Linked DNA regions of Homo sapiens: regions 1, 3 and 4 are each linked to region 2. A link is a contact called in ENCODE Hi-C or POLR2A ChIA-PET data. All regions are on one chromosome and are shown on one strand. Each heading gives the region's core, a stretch centred on a gene start or an enhancer-like site at or near the end of the contact. The rest is flanking DNA. Distances are from core to core; before and after follow the strand shown. Region 1 holds the start of RBBP5 (RB binding protein 5, histone lysine methyltransferase complex subunit). Region 2 holds the start of LINC01353 (long intergenic non-protein coding RNA 1353). Region 3 holds the start of PPP1R15B (protein phosphatase 1 regulatory subunit 15B). Region 4 holds the start of TIMM17A (translocase of inner mitochondrial membrane 17A).

Region 1 (5,030 bases), core at 1,690-4,189, 1.8 Mb before region 2:
TTATTTAAACTTTCTTTTTTTTTTAAAAGAAAAAGGCCAGGCATGGTGACTCACCACCTGTAATGGCAGCACTTTGCGGGGCCGATGTGGGCAGACAGCTTGAGCCCAGGAGTTCGAGTCCAGCCTGGGCAACATGGTGAATCCCTGTCTACAAAAACTACAACAATTAGCTGGGCATGTTGGTGCCTGCCTATAGTCCCTGCTACTTGGGGGGACTGAGGTGGGAAAATCACTTGAGCCTGGAGGTTGAGCTGCAGTGAGCTGTGATCATGCCACTGCACTCCAGCCTGGACGACAGAGTGAGACTCTGTCTCAAAAAAAAAAAAAAAAAAGAAAAGAAAGAAAGAAAAGAAAAAAAAAGAAAGTCCAAATAGGATTGGAGGGGTAGAAAGGGAAAAAGAGGTGTGAGGAAAAAGGTGTACTGAAAATCCCTCAGTGGGCCGGGTGCTGAGTTGAGATTGCGCCACTGCACTCCAGCCCAGGCGACAAGAGCAAGACTCCCTCTCAAAAAAAAAAAAAAGAAAAGAAAAGAAAATTCCTCAGGGGTTTTCTAACACTATTTTTATTTTCATTTTATTTATTTATTTATTTTGAGATGAAGTCTTGCTGTTGCCCAGGCTGGAGTGCAATGGCATGATCTTGGCTCACTGCAAACTCCACCTCCTGGGTTCAAGCGATTCTCCTGCCTCAGCCTCCCTAGTAGCTGGGATTACAGACATGCGCCACCACACCTGGCTATTTTTTGTATTTTTGGTATAGACGGGGTGTCACCATGTTGGCCAGGCTGGTCTCGAACTCCTGACCTCGTGATACGCCTGGCCTCTGCCTCCCAAAGTGCTGGGATTACAGGTGTGAGCCACTGCACCTGGCCTCACTATTTTTATTTTTAACAGCTTTAATTTTAACTTCATTAGCTATATTAGCATCCAATCTGTAAAAATTATTACATTGGAATCAGGCGTGGTAGCTCACAGCTGTAATCTGTAATCCCTGCATTTGGGAGGCTGAGGCAGGAGGATTACTTGTGCCCAGGAATTTAAGGTTACAGTAGTGAGCTATGGTTTCGTCATTGCATTCCAGCCTGGGCAACAGAGTGAGACCATATCTCTAAATACATATATATATGATTACTTTGGATTTGAGAGTAGAGTCAGAGAATTTAGAGGAAACTAGGCTGTGGTTTTCACACGATATTTTTCCTTGTTGCTTTTGCCTTTATGCAAAGTTTTCCTTTGTCTTTGGAGAGTAGAAAAACTGTGGATTTTTTTTTTTTTGAGACAGAGTCTCACTCTGTTGTCCAGGCTGGAGTGCAATGGTGCGATCTTGGCTCACTGAAACCTCTGCCTCCCGGGTTCAAGCGATTCTCCTGCCTCAGCCTCCCGAGTAGCTGGGATAACAGGCATGAGCCACCACGCCCAACTAATTTTGTATTTTTAGTAGAGACAGTGTTTCTCCATATTGATCAGGCTGGTCTCGAACTCCCGACCTCAGGTGATCAGCCCGCCTCGGCCTCCCAAAGTGCTGGGATTACAGGCGTGAGCCACCGCACCCGGCTGCAAAAGACATACTTTATAAAGGTCCAAGGATAATGGAAATAGAAGACATTAATGTAATATGTTCTTGGGAACTAATTGGATACACCAAGTATTATCTTTGACTAGTTTCTGGACTTCTGCTTCATTCTGCAACCTGCAGCCAACTACCATGGTGTCCATCTATTATTAGGCGCTTTAAATAGCTCCTTAATTCACATTTACTCTCTTCAATCGATGTGTCAGACTGTGGGGGCCACTTAATTCCCATTCCAAATTCTTGGGAAAGGAATTTAATTGGGTTGAGCTTAGGTCAGGGGCTTACTGAAAGAGCAATCAACTGGGGCCCAGGGACAGGGTGCACTGTGTGAATGAGGCTGCTTTTTCTGCAAATTTGTCAAGTAGAGGCAGACTGGACTAGCTACATAATTTGCAGGGCCCTGGGCAACATGAAAATGCTGGGCTCCCTAGTTCAAAAGTTTCATTATTGTTTCCAAAAGTTTGCAATTGCAGACAATACTGCGATTAATAAACTTGTGTATGTGTATTTTTCCATTGTCGGAGACCTAGCCCGAGTACTATTTTCTGCAGCGAGCCTTTGACGTTGTTTCCTTTTTCTGATGAGCCACAGCATTTATAGTAGGAATTTGTTCATATAAAATTTGCTCTTTCGCTAGATACCAGTAACTGGACTTCTCTAATTGCTTTGGGTATTTCATTGGAGTTCTGTATGACTGAGCTCCGGGAAACTCAGTCCACCCCTCATTCCAATTCTTTTTCACAGTCTTTTTCACAGCGTCCCTGTCAACACTGTTTGGTAAAGGGTAAAACCTTAGATAATAAGGTTTTTATTATCTTAACACAGACAGGCCTAACATATGTTGTCGTACCTTTCTGTAGGATCAATAGCATATCTTTACAAATGAGAAATAATTTTCACGAGACCGAAACACCCTGCAACGCCACCTACATACAGGGTAAGTACGCGCCTTGGTGAGGTCAGCGGCGCTACACACCCGAGCACTAGGGGACGACCTTCCCTGGTTTCTTGCATTAGCAGGACTTGTCCGGAACCTTTCCTGCGGAGTCTGAGGTAGCCCGCCCGGACAACGCCGCTGAACACACAACAGGGCAAGAACTAGTAGGTTAACTGTATGCCTGGAATTTCTACCTCACCTACATGTTCCCGGAGCAAATAATCTTAAATTGTCGCGCTATTTAAAGTCCCTAGTGACGATAACATTGTTGTACCTCAGCAAAGATCATAATTAATTGTTTCCGAGAGAGTGTATGCTTGATTTTGGTCAGGCATATATTTGGGCAGCCCACCTGAAACGAACAAGGAAGGCGGGGGAAGAAAGCGGAAGCCGCGGGGCCTTCTAAGGCCGAAAGTCTTCGGAGCTTGCGCCAGTCTCTTCGCGGCGTCCACCACTTAGACGCAAGTTGCTGAAGCCGGCCGGGGAGAAGGTGTTGTTGCCGGAGCTGAGACCGGGCGGCCACAGTCCGCAGGGATGAACCTCGAGTTGCTGGGTGAGAAGGGCTGTGGCTGCGTTTTAGAGAAGCGTTGGGTACTGGAAAGGAGGGAACCCAGGCGGGAGGGGAGTCAGGCTGCAATCTTAGGGACACTGTTCGGCTATGGATCACTGGGCACACCTGATGTGGAGCAGCAGCGGGAGGAGGAAGCCCACCTTCTGCCCGAGTAGGTTGCATTGCCCCTCCCGAGGCCACTTTCATATCAATTATGGAGCGATGGGGACAGACAGTTTGTGACTTAGCTTTGATTATGAGGATCGCAGGTGTTGAAGTACCCAGAGCAGCCAGGACCAGAGTTGTTGGAGATGGAATTTGAAGAAGTGAGGCTTGGGATGAAGCTTTGAAGACTTGTCAGGGAATTGGGTGCCTGAACAGGTTAATCTTTTTGTAGAAAAGAGAAGTCTAAGGAGGGGACTTGGAGATCTTCTGGTAGAAGCTTCTCATTGAACAGATGAATAAAGGCTCAGAGGGTAATGGCTAGGCACTAAGCAAGTAAATGGCATAGTTGGCACTGGAATCCAATTATCCTAACTTTCTGTTTAAGGTCCTTTGCTAGGGACGGTGTGTAAAACACTGAGGTGTGAAATACGGAGGGAGTTGTCTTTTGTCGCCCTCACTTTGAGTCATTGCCTCCTTACCTCCTATCCAGATTATTTAAAAACTGTAGGTCCTTTCTCCTGGACTTCCATTAGGTGACATTTAGCATGGTATTCTAGGGGTAGCTGAGGTTTTCAAGGACTTCTGCACTACTTGCTGTTCCTAATGGTTAGGTTTCTCTTTTAAAAAAGTCAGAAGATATGTTAATTGTCAAAAGGGCTACAAAGATACATAAAAAATGGTCTTTGCCCTTAAAGAGCTTTTCATTAAGCAGGGAGTTTAAGGTGATTATGTAAAATAGCTGTAGGATATTGCAGAATGTAGGCAGGCCTGAAAGAGTCATTACCAGTTGCTAAGAATGTTTGGAACAGAGAGTGAATGTCTTTGGGGTAAAGGAAGAAGTCAACCAGGAAAAACAAACCCCCCAAACCTGTGGAGGAGTTGGAGTTTTAAGTGGACTTTTTTTTTTTTTTTTAAGACAGCCTCGCGCCGTCGCCTAGGCTGGAGTGCAGTGGCACAGTCTTGGCTCACTGCAACCTCTGTCTCCTGGGTTCGAGTGATTCTCGTGCCTCAGCCTCCTGAGTAGCTGGTACTACAGGTGCGCACTGCCATGCCTGGCTAATTTTTGTATGTTTAGCAGAGATGGGGTTTCACTGTGTTGGCCAGGCTGGTCTCAAACTCCTGGCCCCAAGCAATCCACTCACCTCAGCCTCCCAAAGTGTCCGGCCTTAAGTGGATTTTTAAGGTTGGTAAAATATCAACAGGCTGAAGTATGAAAATATGGGAGGGATGTTCAGTAGGCATCAGTGAGAGAAGACCTAAAGAATTTTCCTGCTTGGCCAGGTTGTGGATAAAGAGAATGCCAGGGGATGGGATCGGTGCCATCTATTTTGTGTTGGTTCTCGAATGCCTAGCTCAAAAGTTTGGGCTTTTTAGGGAAGGTAGGGTAGATCCATTGAAGGATTTTGACTTAGTAACTCAATCAGAGCTATGAGTTTGTAAGGTTTGTCTGACAGCAATGTGGAGTTGAGTTTTGGAGGAGTGTAAAACCAGTTTGGAGGGGTAGATTATATGAGTGATGAGGAAGGCCTGAGCTAGGAAATAGAAAAGACATTGAGGAGGTAGGGATGACAAATTTGAGAATAGATTGCATATAGTGCTGATGAGTAAGAGAGTGACGTGAAAAATGGTGAGAGCAAATAATGATGCTGTTGATAAAGTGTAAGGTCATTGGAAAAAGACAGCTTTGGAGAAGCTGAATGTGGTCTAGGGGTCAGGAGACAGGTTTGGATTTATGGGAGAGATTTGTATTCTTTCAGATGGGCTCATTGAAACCTTGTGAATAGAGGACATGATCTAGAGAAAAAG
Region 2 (4,851 bases), core at 1,137-3,636:
TGCTGTGATAGAGTGGGAGTTTGAGGCATGAAAAATAGCTAGTGGCCCTCCTTGGCAGGGCATTGGCCGAGGATGTGGCAAGTTTGCTTTGGCTGTGGGCACGGTCCCTGTCTCTGAGGCTTACCCTCACGGTGGCTGGTGAACATGGTTTTATGCCTGGGAATTTTAAAGGATGTGGGAGGGGCCTTCCTTCCTCAGGAGCCAGTGTCCTGGGACTGGATGATACCAAAGGTGTTGAAGAATAAAAACAATGGGGTAATGTTTGTGTTTCTGCCTGGACAGTACTGCATAGCGGTTATGGGTGGGCTTTGGGGTCAGATGGGACCTTAGCTCTGCCACTTGCTGGTAGGTCTTCTGGCAAGTTCCTAACCTCTCTGAGCCTCAATTTCCTTGTCTGAAAAATAGAAGTAAAAGTATTAATCGTATTGATTCTTTTTTTTTTAGGCAGGGTCTCACTCTGTCACCCCAGGCTGGAGTGCAGTGGCAGGATCACAGCTCACTGCAGCCTTGACCTTCTGGGCTCACGCGATTCTCCCACCTCAACCTCTGGAGTAGCTGGGACCACAGGCAGGCAACATCACACCTGGCTAATTTTTTGGGTATTTTTTTGTAGAGATGGGGTTTTGCCATGTTGCCCAGGCTGGTCTGAAACTTCTTGAGCTCAAGCAATCCATCTGCCTCGGCCTCCCAAAGTGCTGGAATTATAGGCATGAGCCACCGCACCTGGCCTGTATTGTTCTTTTGAAGATAAAAGGAGATCACGTTTATTAAGCATTCTGCACATATGTTCACTCTTTCCACAATATTTGCACACCCAGCGCATAGTAAACACATTAAATAGTGGCTTTTATTACTATTAGCAGTGGTAGCAGTATCATAAAAGTCCTCAAGGACACCACATGGAGAGTTAGTCGGAGTCACCAGGTGTTCCAAGTTTGCCTTTGGCGGTCTCCTGCCTCTCAGCTTTCTTCGAGGTTGCTCTGGTACCTCATCACCTCCACCACCTCCTCCACCATCCCGACCTCAGCCTGGCCTGGAAGAAAGTGCAATGAGTGTGGAAGCACAAGACCGATGCTTCCACCCCAGCTTTGCCCTGCCCTGGGCCATTCCACCCTTCTGAGCCTCCATTTCCTTATCACTGAAATGGGGAGAATACTTTCTGGCTGGCTTCGTTTATTGTGAGAGTCAAGAGAATAAACGTTTGTGAAAATACTTTGAAAACAGCCCCCACCTATCAGTTCTCCACCAGGTGAATTCTCCCCTCTCATCCTCGGCACCAGCTCCTACCCCATTCCTCCCCTTCGAGTCTCTCTCTGTAGATTTTCATGGCTTTGGGCATTTTGTTCACAGCTCTGTTGACATTCCCTTGACCTCAGAATTCTGGAGGTGCCTTAATTCCGACTTCCCCTATAGACGCCTCCTCAGGGCAGGAAATATGCCTTATTCATTCATCCTGTGATTCCAGTGCCAGGCCCAGGAAGGGCACATAGTAGGAGCTCAGTCAGCGCTGATTCCCTTTCTTCTACCAGCAAATCCCAGGGATGGAGGCCTGAAAAAGAACCCAGTAGAATTTAGGGGAGCAGACTCTGTCCTCCAAGAGAGAGGGGTTGGGGAAGAAGGGAGACAGGAGGAAAGGAGGGGAGTGGCCCTTTGCTATGCAGGCCAAAGGATGCCCGCTGTCACCACACACAGGCGCAAGGTAATACCAGTCTCCATAGGGTGACATGGTGCTGACTGGTTTTACTCAGCGATCCCAAGGCTGGGAGAACCTCTGAGAGCCTCAGCAGAGGGCCAAGCCACTCTTCCTGGTAGGAAAGCAGACATTCTGCCTAAAAGGGAAGTCCTTGGGTAACAAGTTCCACTTCATCACAGCCAGGGCACTAACCTAAAACCCTACCCTCTCCTCCTCCCCCACCGCACAGGCAAACCATTTCCTCTTCTGCTGAGCTCATGGAAACAAAGAACAGCTGTCCTCTCATTGATTGGTTTAAAAATAAGAGACTCTTGCTTTACCTCCCCAACCCCCCACCCAGACCTCTGATGACCAAACATCTCAGCACAGTCCCCCTCAGGCCTCCACCCACTCCCCTGGGGACAGAGGGGCAGCCCCTGGGCCGCCCACAGGCTCCCTCCTCCTCCCTGTGGGGACCAGCCTCTGCCTGCCACTGAGCCACACCCGTCTACCTTCGGTGGGGTGACTGCAGCTGCCCAGCCACTGGCTCTTACCAGTGTGGCCTTGGCATTCACACTTTGGCCACCATAATTTTGTCTCTGCAGTGGGCCTTGCACAAGGCTGGGAGGAAACAGCCTCTGTAGAAATCAAGGTTTCCTGCTCTGTGAGGGCTGATGCGGTGCCATGGAGATACTTCCTGTGACTTTGCCAGGCAAACTGGAGGCCAGGGGAAAGATCGGGAGTGTGAAGTCCTGACTTCTCAGCTACTCAGAAACCCCTCTAAGCCTCGATGTTTTCATCTGAAAAATGACAGTGGCAAACTGCTTATAGAGGGACTGTCAGGATCAAACGAGATATGGTTATGAAGGCGCATTGAAAACGGTGCCACCATGGACACACGAGTTGCTATTTCTGCCTGCCACCTCCACAGACCCCAGTTCACCACCAGCTGCAATCTCTACAAGTGGCCCTGCCTTCCTGAAAACCCCAAACCAAGACTTGCCTCCCTGGGCATCTGAGTCCACCCCATCCTCTCTCCTCGGGCTTACTTACTCAACCTACACCACAGGGAAATGCACCAGTTGCTTAAGAGGTGTGGAAAGTTTCCTCCAGTTTTTTCCATGGTTTGTGTGCTTGTCTTACCTGTCCCGCCTCCTTCCTAGCACCGTGGGAGTATAAGCTGGCTCCTCTGCAATGGATCCGTGGCCAGTACCTCTGTTCCCTCACAGCACAGGATAACAATAAGTGTGCCAAATGGAAGTGTGCGTGTGGGAGAGGGCACACAGCCAGATGGCTCCTTGGGGCAAAGCCTTATTTCTACCACATAGGACTTTGTAGACAATCACTCTCTGGCTATAGAGGGGTTTTGTGCTCATTTTCTGTTGTGAATCAAGCTAATTTTGGATTCACTGGGATACAATAGTGAACTGAAAGGCAGCTGCCTGCAGGAGGAGCTCAGAGAACCAAGCAGAGCCAAGCCCTGGGAAGCCTTTTAGAGGAAGATTTGCAGAGAAGGAGTGTGACAGTCATAAGTGTCCCACGCTCTCAGTCCTCAGCAGGCTGTCCCTCCCAGTCCCAGGTTCACCTTGCAGAGGTGTGGTGGAGAACAAGCGTGCCCAGCAGCTTCCCGTCTGAAAGCCAACTGGCACAGCCCACCTCCAGTGGGCCACCCATGTTTCTGGGGCCAATGAGCCTCTGAGCTGGGAGGTCCTGGCCAAAGAAATGCCCTCCTGCCTCAGAGAACAGAAAGTTCCAGAAGATCCAGGGTAGCTTTATTCCTGACTTAGCAAGCAGACCTAGAAGTGGGATGGAGAAGGGCTTTTGAATCTCCCTCCAAAGGTCCAGAGAAATCTCCTTGGAAATTTGATTGATTATTGATTATTGTAACAAGAGTTTCTCCTCCCCCAGGAAGCTCACCAGAGTGGTCTTCTTCTAATAGAGGCGGAACTGTGTGATGGGTGGTCGGAGGTTCCGGCTGCTGTGCCAGACCGCTTGGGTTCAAATCTTATCTTTAACAGTTACCTAATATTCGCTGTGCTTCAGTTGCCTCATCCATAAAGTAGAAATTACAATGATATCTATCACATTGGATTGTTTTTGATTAATGAGTTACTATGTGCAAAACACTTAGGGCTCAGTATTGTTATTATAAGAAAGAACTTTACTTAAGAGGCTTCCTAGTTTAATTTCTCTACCATTATGAAAAGAAATTCTCTCCCTGATTCCGACACCTTTGTTTCTTTCTTTTTCTTTTTTTTTCTTTTTTCTTTTTTTTTTTAAGAGAAGGGGTCTCACCTTGTTGCCCATGCTAGTCTCAAACTCCTGGGCTCAAGCCATCCACTCACCTCAGCCTCCCAAAGTGCTGGGGTAATAGGCATGATCAATATATAATATATATGACATTATATATAATATATTATGTTTCTCCTGGCCTCTGAGCTCCAGGTTCAGCAAGAGGAGAATGCTCAGTTCCTTCCTGTGGACTAAAAGCCACAGGAGACATTCATCAACAGCAATGGGGTGATGAGAGCCATTTGGGAGTATTAGGAAGTGGAAGGTCTGAGAACCTTTTCAAACTAAGAAACCCACCTGGCCAAGGTGTCCCTGACTTGACTCATTCAGTCCCTATCCTGCCATATATTTATTATAACTATATTATATCCCAGAACTTTCACATTTATTGTGTTATTTAATCTTCATGATGATCCCACAGAATAGGCTATAAAGATCTTATCAGAGAAGGCAACTGGGACCTTGGGACGGGTCTCCCACTTCCTGTCCTACTGAGAAGGATCCTATCCATCTTTGCCCCAGGCCATTCCACTGAGGAAGCTGCAAGGTGGTTCCATGGAGGACCAGTTCAGAGTCCATAATAACAGGATGACTTAATGACAGGTTGAATCAGTTTGTTATTTGGAGCAGGCACTGCAGGGAAAGGGCTGGCCATGTTAGACGTGGCTCATCCTCTTCCCTCTTCAAAAACACTCCCACTTAATGCTTGACCTCCCAGAATCAAGGAAGTACGTGGCCTTATTGCTAGAGCCAAAATTTGCAGAGTCAAGTGCACATCCAGCCTGCTAACAAGAAATTCCAGGTGCCCTGAGGACAGTGGTGCTGGCCTCAAAGTCACAAGAGCTTTCTGGGTTTAGGGTCACCCTGCACTGATTCTGAGGAATTGG
Region 3 (5,429 bases), core at 1,660-4,159, 1.1 Mb before region 2:
TGGCCTTAAGGACCCTCTGAAAGGGTTTCAAAGGAGGATCCCCAGGGGTGCCCAGACCATACTTTGGGAACCACTTTTCTAGATAGTTGGATACAGCCCTCAAGGAATTCAGGGACCAGCAAGAGAGAATACTTACAGGTATATGTAATGCAATGTGTTAAGTGCTCTAATAGAGCGGAATAATATAAGTACTGTGAGGGATCCATTAATTCTGGCTGGAAAGGTCAATGAAGGCTTCAAGGAGAAGCTGACATTTGAATTGGATCTTGAAGGATGAGTAGGTATGTAACAGGAAAGGTGAAGCTTTTCTTGGCTGAGAAACAGCATGAGTAAAGGCAGGAAGCAAGGAGTACAGGTAAGTCCAATGTTCCTAGAATATAACATGCATGAAGACAAGTGACAGAGGAGGCTGGAAGAGTACAGTGGGAGGGCAGGCTGCATAGAGCCTTTATTCTGCAGGCAATGAGGAAACAACTGAAGACTGTAAAGCAGAACCACACAAGAATATTAGCTAATCTTTGTGCTCCTACTCTGTCTAGGCTAGGCACTGAGAAAACTTAGTTTTCTTACCAATCCATTGAAAGAGGAATTACTAGCCTCACTTTACAAGAAACAGGCTTCTGGTAACAAATTTGCCTACTTGGATCTGTATTATGAAACTGACCTCTATTATTAATACATTTTTCTGAAGTTCATAGGATTGAGATTTTCCAGAGGTATGGATAATAATACAGGATAAACAACAGAAACTGAGGTCCTCTTGGCTTCCTAGAAAGAAGTGGTTGTGCCGAACGTGGTGGCTCACGCCTGTAATCCCAGCACTTTGGGAGGCTGAGGCGGGCAGATCACAAGGTCAGGAAATTGAGACCATCCTGGCTAACATGGTGAAACTCCGTCTCTACTAAAAATACAAAAATTAGCCGGGCGTGGTGGCATGTGCCTGTAGTCCTAGCTACTAGGGAGGCTGAGGCAGGATAATAGTTTGAACCCAGGAAGGCGGAGGTTGCAGTGAGCAGAGATCACACCACTGCACTATATCCTGGGCAACAGAGCGAGACTCGTCTCAAAAAAGAAAAAAAGAAGTGGTTGTTCCTTGAACAGGCCCAGTAAGGCAGGAGGAGCTGCTGGTCTCCTCCCAGCTCCCTAAAGATTTTTCTGCTGTCCCTAGTGCTCATAACTGCCACCCTCCCTCTGTAATTGGTACTTGACTTCAGGGGTATCTATTACAGAGTTTTAGCAGAAATAAAGAAATGAACTAAGACCAAACTCACAAGAGATAATCAAATACAGCAATTAAAATTACCAGCCATTTTTTTTTTCAAAGGATAGTGGTCCATGTTTCCTTTTTGGCTGTTGTATTCTGTGGTTCTGGTTGCTAAGGAAGTATTAATAAATATGAATTGAATATGTTGCCTGCTTGGAAGCATAAAAGAGAGTAAATAGTTCTGGGGACTGAGCTGCTTCTCTGTGAGTTTAGTTTGCCCCACACCAGACATGTATGTACGCAGCACTGCCCAACTTTTACATAAGATCTCAGGTTGATGGTCTACATAGTACTGAACAATAGGAGAACCCTGAAATATCTGTCAGGCTGGGCGCAGTGGCTCACGCCTGTAACCCCAGCACTTTAGGAGGCCGAGGCGGGCAGATCACTTGAGCTGAGTTTGAAACCAACCTGGGCAACACGACGAAACCCTGTCTCTATAAAAATATGCAAAAATTGGCCGAGCACGGTGGCTCACGCCTGTAATCCCAGCACTTTGGGAGGCTGAGGCGGGCGGATCACAAGGTCAGGAGATCGAGACCATCCTAGCCAACATGGTGAAACCCTGTCTCTACTAAAAATACAAAAAATTAACTGGGCGTGGTGGCACACGCCTGTAGTACCAGCTACTAGGGAGGCTGGGGCAGGAGAATCGCTTGAACCCGGGAGGCGGAGGTTGCAGTGAGCCGAGATTGCGCCACTGCACTCCAGCCTGGCGACAGAGTGGGAATCCGTCTCAAAAAAAAAAAAAATTTAGCTGGGCGTGGTGGTGCGAGCCTGTAGTCCCAGCTCCTCGGGAGGCTGAGGTGGGAGGCTCACTGGAGCCCAGGAGGTTGAGGCTGCAGTGAGCCGAGATCGCACTACTGCACTCCAGCCTGGGCGACAGAGCTAGACCCTGTCTCAAATAAATAAATAATAAAAATCTAAGACTACGATAACCCTACAGTTGGCCCGCGGGGCATTCAACCTTCCATGGATTGAAAATATTCGGGAAAAATAAAGATAATAAAACATAATACAAATAAATACAGTATAACAACTAGTTCCATAGCACTTGCATTGTATTAGGTATTATACTTAATCTAGGGGATGGTTTAAATATCTGGGAAGGTGTATGCAGGTTATATGCAAACACTATACCATTTTACATAAGGGACTTGACCGTCTGCGGATTCTGGTGTCTACGGGGTCCTGGAACTAATCCCCATTTCATGAGAGGGGATGACTGTACACACGTCAGTGTGTATTAGGCCATCAAAACGCCTCCGGGAAATTCTCGGGTTATTTTGAAAACCCCTCCCCTCCCCAAGACCTTTAACCTAGAGGGCTGTTGGGGCGGTCTCCTAGGAGACCACACAGAAACGACTGCGCATGCGTGCATTCCCCCCCCCCCCCCCCCCCCCCCCCCCGCCCCGGCTGATGCAACCTCACGCTGCCGTGCGGCTCTACCTCGAGTAAGGAAGCCGACAGGGAAATCTGGCAAAACCAATCGGCGGCCACACGGAAGTGGGCGGAAAGGCCCGCCCCCCGGGGATTTTGCGAGTGACGTTGGGCGGCGCGGCGCTAGGGACGTAGACGCCCAACAGTCCTGCGTCTCTTCCGGCGTCTAGGGGGGTGTCCTGCCGGCGCGCGGGCCCTGCGGCCATTTTGGGCTTCGCTTCCACCGCACCAGCCGGCCTACCCAGTCCTTCCGGTATCGCGTTGCTCAGGGGCTTTTCAACCCTCTGTCAGTCGGAAAACCATCGCCGAGGCCGTGGGGGGACTCCTATCCATGGTGTTGAAGCGTCGAGCCGACTAGGGAACCTCCTTCCCCGCCAGGATGGAAGTCGCATCAGTCGCCGCCTATTGCGCGGGCTGTTCTTCCCTGTGTTCTGCCGCCCGCTGCCGCATTCGCTGCCCTCTGTGGCTTTTCTGCTGGCTCGAAGATCGGCCTGGAGCAGCGACGCCACCGCTGGGCAAGGCCGAGACTCTGTAGGCTTCCTCCGAATCCCGTCGACCTCCAGCCGCTGAGCGCCGCGGCCCTACCTGAGAGACTGTCAAGAAAAAGGAGATGGAGCCGGGGACAGGCGGATCGCGGAAACGGCTTGGCCCTCGGGCGGGCTTCCGGTTCTGGCCACCCTTTTTCCCTCGGCGATCGCAAGCAGGCTCTTCTAAGTTCCCGACGCCTCTTGGCCCGGAAAACTCCGGGAACCCCACACTGCTTTCCTCTGCCCAGCCCGAGACTCGGGTCAGTTACTGGACGAAACTGCTCTCCCAGCTCCTTGCGCCGCTCCCCGGATTGCTTCAGAAGGTGCTAATTTGGAGCCAACTTTTCGGTGGAATGTTTCCGACCAGATGGCTAGATTTTGCTGGAGTCTACAGCGCCCTGAGAGCCCTGAAGGGACGGGAGAAACCAGCCGCCCCCACAGCGCAGAAATCTTTGAGTTCGCTGCAGCTCGACTCCTCAGACCCCTCGGTCACCAGTCCCCTTGATTGGCTAGAGGAGGGGATCCACTGGCAATACTCGCCCCCAGACCTAAAATTGGAGCTTAAGGCCAAGGGAAGTGCTTTGGACCCTGCAGCACAGGCTTTTCTCTTAGAGCAGCAGCTGTGGGGAGTGGAGCTGTTGCCCAGTAGCCTTCAATCCCGTCTGTACTCTAACCGGGAACTTGGCTCTTCGCCCTCTGGGCCTCTAAACATTCAACGCATAGACAATTTCAGTGTGGTATCCTATTTGCTGAACCCTTCCTACCTGGACTGCTTTCCTAGGCTAGAAGTCAGCTATCAGAACAGTGATGGAAATAGCGAGGTAGTCGGCTTCCAGACACTAACCCCAGAGAGCAGCTGCCTGAGAGAGGACCATTGTCATCCCCAGCCGCTGAGTGCAGAACTCATTCCGGCCTCGTGGCAGGGATGTCCACCTCTTTCTACGGAAGGCCTACCAGAAATTCACCATCTTCGCATGAAACGGCTGGAATTCCTTCAACAGGCTAGCAAGGGGCAAGATTTACCCACCCCTGACCAGGATAATGGCTACCACAGCCTGGAGGAGGAACACAGCCTTCTCCGGATGGATCCAAAACACTGCAGAGATAACCCAACACAGTTTGTTCCTGCTGCTGGAGACATTCCTGGAAACACCCAGGAATCCACTGAAGAAAAAATAGAATTATTAACTACAGAGGTTCCACTTGCTTTGGAAGAAGAGAGCCCTTCTGAGGGCTGTCCATCTAGTGAGATACCTATGGAAAAGGAGCCTGGAGAGGGCCGAATAAGTGTAGTTGATTACTCATACCTAGAAGGTGACCTTCCCATTTCTGCCAGACCAGCTTGTAGTAACAAACTGATAGATTATATTTTGGGAGGTGCATCCAGTGACCTGGAAACAAGTTCTGATCCAGAAGGTGAGGATTGGGATGAGGAAGCTGAGGATGATGGTTTTGATAGTGATAGCTCACTGTCAGACTCAGACCTTGAACAAGACCCTGAAGGGCTTCACCTTTGGAACTCTTTCTGCAGTGTAGATCCTTATAATCCCCAGAACTTTACAGCAACAATTCAGACTGCTGCCAGAATTGTTCCTGAAGAGCCTTCTGATTCAGAGAAGGATTTGTCTGGCAAGTCTGATCTAGAGAATTCCTCCCAGTCTGGAAGCCTTCCTGAGACCCCTGAGCATAGTTCTGGGGAGGAAGATGACTGGGAATCTAGTGCAGATGAAGCAGAGAGTCTCAAACTGTGGAACTCATTCTGTAATTCTGATGACCCCTACAACCCTTTAAATTTTAAGGCTCCTTTTCAAACATCAGGGGAAAATGAGAAAGGCTGTCGTGACTCAAAGACCCCATCTGAGTCCATTGTGGCCATTTCTGAGTGTCACACCTTACTTTCTTGTAAGGTGCAGCTGTTGGGGAGCCAAGAAAGTGAATGTCCAGACTCGGTACAGCGTGACGTTCTTTCTGGAGGAAGACACACACATGTCAAAAGAAAAAAGGTTTGTTTCTTGTCTTTTAACATGCCTGATATGTTCTGACTGTTTTTATATGCTTAAATATAGCAGCATGACTTTGGAGGCTTAGGAGTGCATGTATTTTTGAGGAAGGCCTCTAAATTCATATACTTGGATTGAGAAATATGTAAATGACCCTTCTCCTCCTGTCCCTCACCCCCCACCCCAATGCACATTGTT
Region 4 (5,274 bases), core at 1,008-3,507, 1.3 Mb after region 2:
GTATCATAATTCAGGTTAATTTTTCAAACAAACTACAAATCAAGAAGAAACTATAGGGATATATGTTTGTGACAAACCGTTAGACCAAACTAAAATCACTAATTGTTGTAATCTAAAAATAAAAATAGCTCCATCTTCAAAGGAACAGAAAAAAATAGTTCAGTTAAAATGAAAATTCTGCTTACCTCCTAACTGTGGAGCCCTGGTTTTAATAGCTGTCAAACTCCCTCGTAGTCTGTGGTTTACTCCCTATAACAAAAAAAAGGAAGCAACAAAAAATATATTAGAAGTACATTTCTAAGCCACTGATGGGACCACCAGTAATATCATCAAACCCAAGTTGCAAGTGATGATAAAATAAGACCATTCACCCACTTACCACTGGAGAATTGCGAAAACCTTTGATTGCTTGAAAGATACCACCACCAATGGTACCCATCGTAAAGGCCCCACCACAGTCATCCACAATTCGCCATGGGCTAAGAACAGGGGGAAAAAAAAGACCATATTTCTCATTCACAAACCATAAAATCTTCTTTGCCAATACAGTAAGGATTATAATGGAACAGATTATACTGCAGGGCCCACTGCAACCAATAAATATTTGGCCTATAAAATGACTTGAGGAAATGCTGTAATCAAACAGGGCAGTCAAAAAATCAAAGCAGTTTTGACTACAAAGATAACCAGGTAACTGATTATATTGTTTCAGGGCATACGTACTAAGAGAAAGCAAAGGGGCTACCTAATGATTTAGTAAATGAAAACCCATTATTTTTCTAAGTTGTTTTTTTTTTTTTTTTTGAGATGGAGTCTCACTCTGTCACCCAGGCTGGAGTGCAATGGCGCAATCTTGGCTCACTGCAACCTCCGTCTCCTGGGTTCAAGTGATTCTCCTGCCTCAGCCTCCCAAGTAGCTGGGACTACAGGCGCGTGCCACCACGCCCGGCTAATATTTGTATTTTTAGTAGAGACGGGGTTTCACCATACTGGCCAGGCTGGTCTTGAACTCCTGACCTCGTGATCCGCCTCGGCCTTCCAAAGTGCTGGGATTACAGGCGTGAGCCACCACACCCGGCCTTATTTTTCTAAGATCTTTAACTCAACATAGTTAAATATTTTAACTCTCTGCTAACCTGTGTCATTATAGTACATCAAACAGCTATTTACAGTGTGCTGAGTCCTACATATCTGAGCACAATCCAGAATGGAGGATAACTGCTTTGAAGAAGATAAGTTTGAAGAGCCAGGAGACCCTAAAACTTATATTTTGTATGCCATTTATGGGAGAGGGGAACATAAAACATGCAACAAGGCTAGGATACCAGAGTAGTAATTTAAGGTCCTGGGCACTTTCACAAATTGAGGACATCTTGGTTGTTGCTCTTACACAATAAAACAAATGATTAACCGAAATATCAAGATTTGATTTTTTACCTATGACCCTAGAAACTTTAAACTCTGGCAACCTGAGACTTCTGACAGCAATTACATCGTTTTATAATTATCTATGTGTCTGGTTTATTCATACTCAATAAACGCTGGATGTAACAATGAATTTCTGTCCATGGCTTTTCAGAGAACACATGCTATTACCTCTTCCTATTTCCCAGGTAATTTTTGTCCCCCTCTACCCTCAAGAAAGAATTCCAAGAAGGAAAACAAGGCCCCACGCAATAAAGAAGCTTATCCAGACCCCTTGGCTAAAATCTATGTTCCATTCATTTAAAATGCTTCACTCTGTGGACACATATCATGATACAAGTAAAACCTCAAGAATGACACTCCCTCAAATGCCTATTCTTCAGTTCCTCAACGCAGGAACTGAGCAAGGCGAGACGGAGGGACGCGCCCAAGGTCACCTCGACGAACAGGGGGGATTATAACTGGCCCCGCATAAAGTCGATTACGCCCTGCGTTGGGAGGAGGTTCCGAGGTTCTATCAAACTCAAGTCTGGACCTCCTTACCATCCATCACAAGGTCACACGGGTGCTGGGTTGGGAGAGGGAGGCTCACGCGGCCGGGGAGGTACTAAGTACAGGGCTAAGAAGCCGACTGGCCGCGAAAGACCGCATTGCCCAGTTACCAGGCCCAAGTCGACGAGGCTGCGGTTGAGTCTGGCTTGCACCTTGGGAGCCTGGACAAGGGAGAAGGAGGGCAGTGGGCAGGGGGGCAAGAGAAATGCAAAGACAGCGGTGAAGCTCACCAAGGCTCTCGCGCGTACTCCTCCATCTTGACTCCAATGCCGCGAGTGATGCCGGGCAAGCTGGGCGGAGCCTGACCCCAGAGGCGGAAGTGATCCCGAGAGGAGGGCGTTAAGGTCTATGAGCATTGGTTCACCATTTCCCGCTGCAGCCAATGGGAGCCAGGACTCCTGTGGCCAGCGTGTGGTCGGGGCATTGGCCGCGGCGTGGCGAGACTGGCCCTGCCCACGTCCTCAAAGGCCGCGAGTCCCGGCTGTGTGGGCGGGGGGCTACCAATGACGGAGTCACACTACCCGGTCACCAGAGGTTCCGTGGACTGAAATCAACGCGATACTGCCTAAATACGCTTCTTTCTTTCCCTTCCCTTCCGCCTTCCCTTCCCCCTTCCCTTCCCCCTTTCCTTTTCTTCTCTCCTTCCATCCTTTTTCTTTCTTTCTTTTTCTTTTCTTCTTCTTTTTTTTTTTGAGACAGAGTCTGGCTCTGTCGCCCAGGCTGGAGTGCAGCGGCGAGATCTCGGCTCACTGCAACCTCCGCCTCCCGAGTTCAAGCGATTCTCCTGCCTTAGCCTCCTGAGTAGCTGGGACTACAGGCGGGCGCCACCAGGTCCGGCTAATTTTTATGTTTTTTTAGTAGAGACGGGGTTTCGCCATGTTGATCAGGCTGGACTCGAACTCCTGACCTCGTGATCCGCCCACCTCGGCCTCCCAGAGTGCTAGAATTACAGGCGTGAGCCGCCGCACCCGGCCTCTTTCTTTCTCTTCTTTTCTTTTCTTTCCTTTCTCTCTCTTCTTTTTCTTTCTTTCTTTTTTGGTACTTTTGCTGTCAAATGTGGATTAATGCTATCTTATTCGTCACTTACTGTGAAGCTGTTACCAAATACACGTAGCTCCTTTAGGGCAAACAGTGTCTCAGTGATTTATAATAACCACAGTGCCTGGAATGTAGTAGATGCTCAATAAATGTTTGTGAACTGGAACTGTTTGGGCCATCTGGAGAGCCATGACCAATTTGGAGCCCTCGATTTCAGGGACATTGACACCAGAGCCTCTCACAGGCCTCTCCACTAATGATCACCAGAAGGTGTGAAGATGTTTGGCTCGGAGAAGAGGGGACTTATGGGGACCAGGCCGGGCGTGGTGACACGTGCCTGTAGCCCTGACTGTTCGGGAGACTGAGGCGGGAAGATAGCTTGAGCCCAGGAGATCTACCCCGCAGGGAGCTGTGATCATGCCACTGCACTCTAGTGACAGAGTGAGACACTGTCAAAAAAAAAAAAAAAAAAAGGTTGGGACCCATGGAGCTTTTAGTTTACTGTCAACAAAATCCCAATCATGTGATGGCTGTTAAAGTGCTCCTCTCCATTCTGTACGTTTGTAATTAACTTTAAAAATATGTATATATTTATTTTACGGAAAAGTCAATGTCATAAATAATGGAAGAGGCCGGGCGCAGTGGCACACGCCTGTAATCCCAGCACTTTGGGAGGCCGAGGCGGGCGGATCACGAGGTCAGGAGTTCGAGACCAGCCTGACCAACATGGTGAAACCCCGTCTCTACTAAAAATACAAAATTTAGCCTGGCGTGTTGCCTGTAATCCCAGCTAGTCAGGAGGCTGAGGCAGGAGAATGGCTTGAACGTGGGAGGTGGAAGTTGCAGTGAGCTAAGATTGTGCCTGGGTGACAGAGCGAGACTCCACCTCAAATAAATAAATAAATAAAGGAAGACTGCAAAGAGGAGTGAGGGTCTCTCCAAAAGCTTGGAAATAAAGTAAGCAGATGAATCGAACCCTCCATGGAACTAAAGATTATCAATAAATGTGTCTTGCACGTGAGAATGGTTCATACTAGTTATCTGATTTGGGTGTGTAAGGTGGAGAAGACGTGTTCAGAATGTGACTGTAATTAAGAATAGTTAACTCTATTTAATTGTACAGGCCAAAGAGAGAATGTGGGAGAGGGGACATGGAGGAATTCAGAGGGCAGGAATCTGACATTTAGTCAGCACCGAAGACCTGGTGGGTATAAATATTTTAGTAACTAGAGATTTGCACTCTCACCAGGACCCAGATAAAATATCCCTTAGCTCTAGCTCTAGCTACCTCCCTTTGTTCTTATTCCATATTTATTATGCAATCTTCTTCTTCTTATTTGGCTTCTGAATAGATTTCGATATAGAAGAGAATACCCTGGCCTGTGTTTATAACTATTCTTCTCCACTTGGTAGTTAATACTGGCTTATGTATCTGCCTCTTGTGAGATCAGTTATTTTGACTAAATCACCAGGAATAGTCAGGGTTCTCCAGAGAAACAGAACCAAGAGGATATATATATACACACACATATATATATCTTATTGTGTGCAAATATATATATATCCTTCTGTTTCTGTTTCTCTCTCTCTCTCTCTCTCTCTATATATATATATATATATATACATAAAATTAATATTTATTTATTTATTTTTGAGATGGAGTCTCACTCTGTTGCCCAGGCTGGAGTGCAGTGACGTGATCTCGGCTCACTGCAACCTCTGCCTCCCAGGTTCAAGTGATTCTTCTGCCTCAGCCTCCCGAGTAGCTGGGACTACAGGTGTGCGCCACCACACCTGGCTAATTTTTGTATTTTTAGTAGAGATGGGGGTTTCACCATATTGGCCAGGCTGGTCTCAAACTCCTGACCTCGTGATCTGCCCACCTGGGCCTCCCAAAGTGCTGGGATTACAGGCATGAGCCACCACACCCAGCCTATTTATTTATTTATTATGAGTAGTTGGCTCACATGATTATGGAGGTTGAGAAGTCCAATAATCTGTGTCTGCAAGCTGGAGATGGAGGAAAGTCAGTGATGCAGTTTGGTCCAAGTCCAAAGGCCTGAGAGCCAGGGGTGCTGATGATGTAAATCCCAGTTTGAGGGCAGGAGAAGGTGAAATGAGATATCCCAGCTCAATAGTGAGGCAGGAAAAGAGGGGCAAATTCTTTCTTCGGCCTTTTCAATGCCCAGCCACACTGAGGAGGGCAATCTACTTTGCCGAGTCTACCAATTCAAATGCTATTCTCATCTGGAAACATCC

What was found. A loop is a pair of places that touch in the nucleus more often than their neighbours do. ChIA-PET counts read pairs that join two places held with the same protein, here RNA polymerase II (POLR2A). Pooled maps may share reads with other maps.
Region 1: a loop to region 2 is called in a pooled map, with 13 times the contacts of the local background. The contact joins the promoter of RBBP5 here to the promoter of LINC01353 in region 2. A Hi-C loop is called at or near these places in 1 of 37 single-sample maps with no recorded cell type and 6 of 50 pooled maps. POLR2A ChIA-PET finds 5 or more read pairs at or near these places in 2 of 52 experiments (K562 and naive thymus-derived CD8-positive, alpha-beta T cell).
Region 3: a loop to region 2 is called in a map of B cell, with 11 times the contacts of the local background. The contact joins the promoter of PPP1R15B here to the promoter of LINC01353 in region 2. A Hi-C loop is called at or near these places in 3 of 168 maps with a recorded cell type or tissue (B cell, naive thymus-derived CD4-positive, alpha-beta T cell and sigmoid colon), 9 of 37 single-sample maps with no recorded cell type and 15 of 50 pooled maps. POLR2A ChIA-PET finds 5 or more read pairs at or near these places in 2 of 52 experiments (B cell and naive thymus-derived CD4-positive, alpha-beta T cell).
Region 4: a map with no recorded cell type shows a loop between it and region 2 (16-fold over the local background). The contact joins the promoter of TIMM17A here to the promoter of LINC01353 in region 2. A Hi-C loop is called at or near these places in 1 of 37 single-sample maps with no recorded cell type and 6 of 50 pooled maps. POLR2A ChIA-PET finds 5 or more read pairs at or near these places in 1 of 52 experiments (H1).

The regions. Positions count from the first base shown.
Region 1 is chr1:205,119,887-205,124,916 of GRCh38, reverse strand. RBBP5 (RB binding protein 5, histone lysine methyltransferase complex subunit) reads left to right here and starts at 2,939. Exons shown (of 14, transcript NM_005057.4): 1 at 2,939-3,062. The coding sequence starts at 3,044. RefSeq lists a silencer at 1,962-2,256 and enhancers at 2,618-2,837, 2,978-3,157, 4,321-4,879.
Region 2 is chr1:203,284,687-203,289,537 of GRCh38, reverse strand. LINC01353 (long intergenic non-protein coding RNA 1353) reads right to left here and starts at 2,386. Exons shown (of 3, transcript NR_117097.1): 1 at 2,227-2,386; 2 at 1,232-1,549; 3 at 740-1,033. RefSeq lists an enhancer at 1,381-2,580.
Region 3 is chr1:204,409,297-204,414,725 of GRCh38, reverse strand. It overlaps PPP1R15B (protein phosphatase 1 regulatory subunit 15B), which reads left to right and starts at 2,909. Exons shown (of 2, transcript NM_032833.5): 1 at 2,909-5,234. The coding sequence starts at 3,315. RefSeq lists enhancers at 2,622-2,671, 2,682-3,381, 3,642-3,791, 3,098-3,932 and a silencer at 2,717-3,163.
Region 4 is chr1:201,952,486-201,957,759 of GRCh38, reverse strand. TIMM17A (translocase of inner mitochondrial membrane 17A) reads right to left here and starts at 2,257. Exons shown (of 6, transcript NM_006335.3): 1 at 2,208-2,257; 2 at 380-479; 3 at 186-249. The coding sequence starts at 2,233. RefSeq lists an enhancer at 1,979-2,268.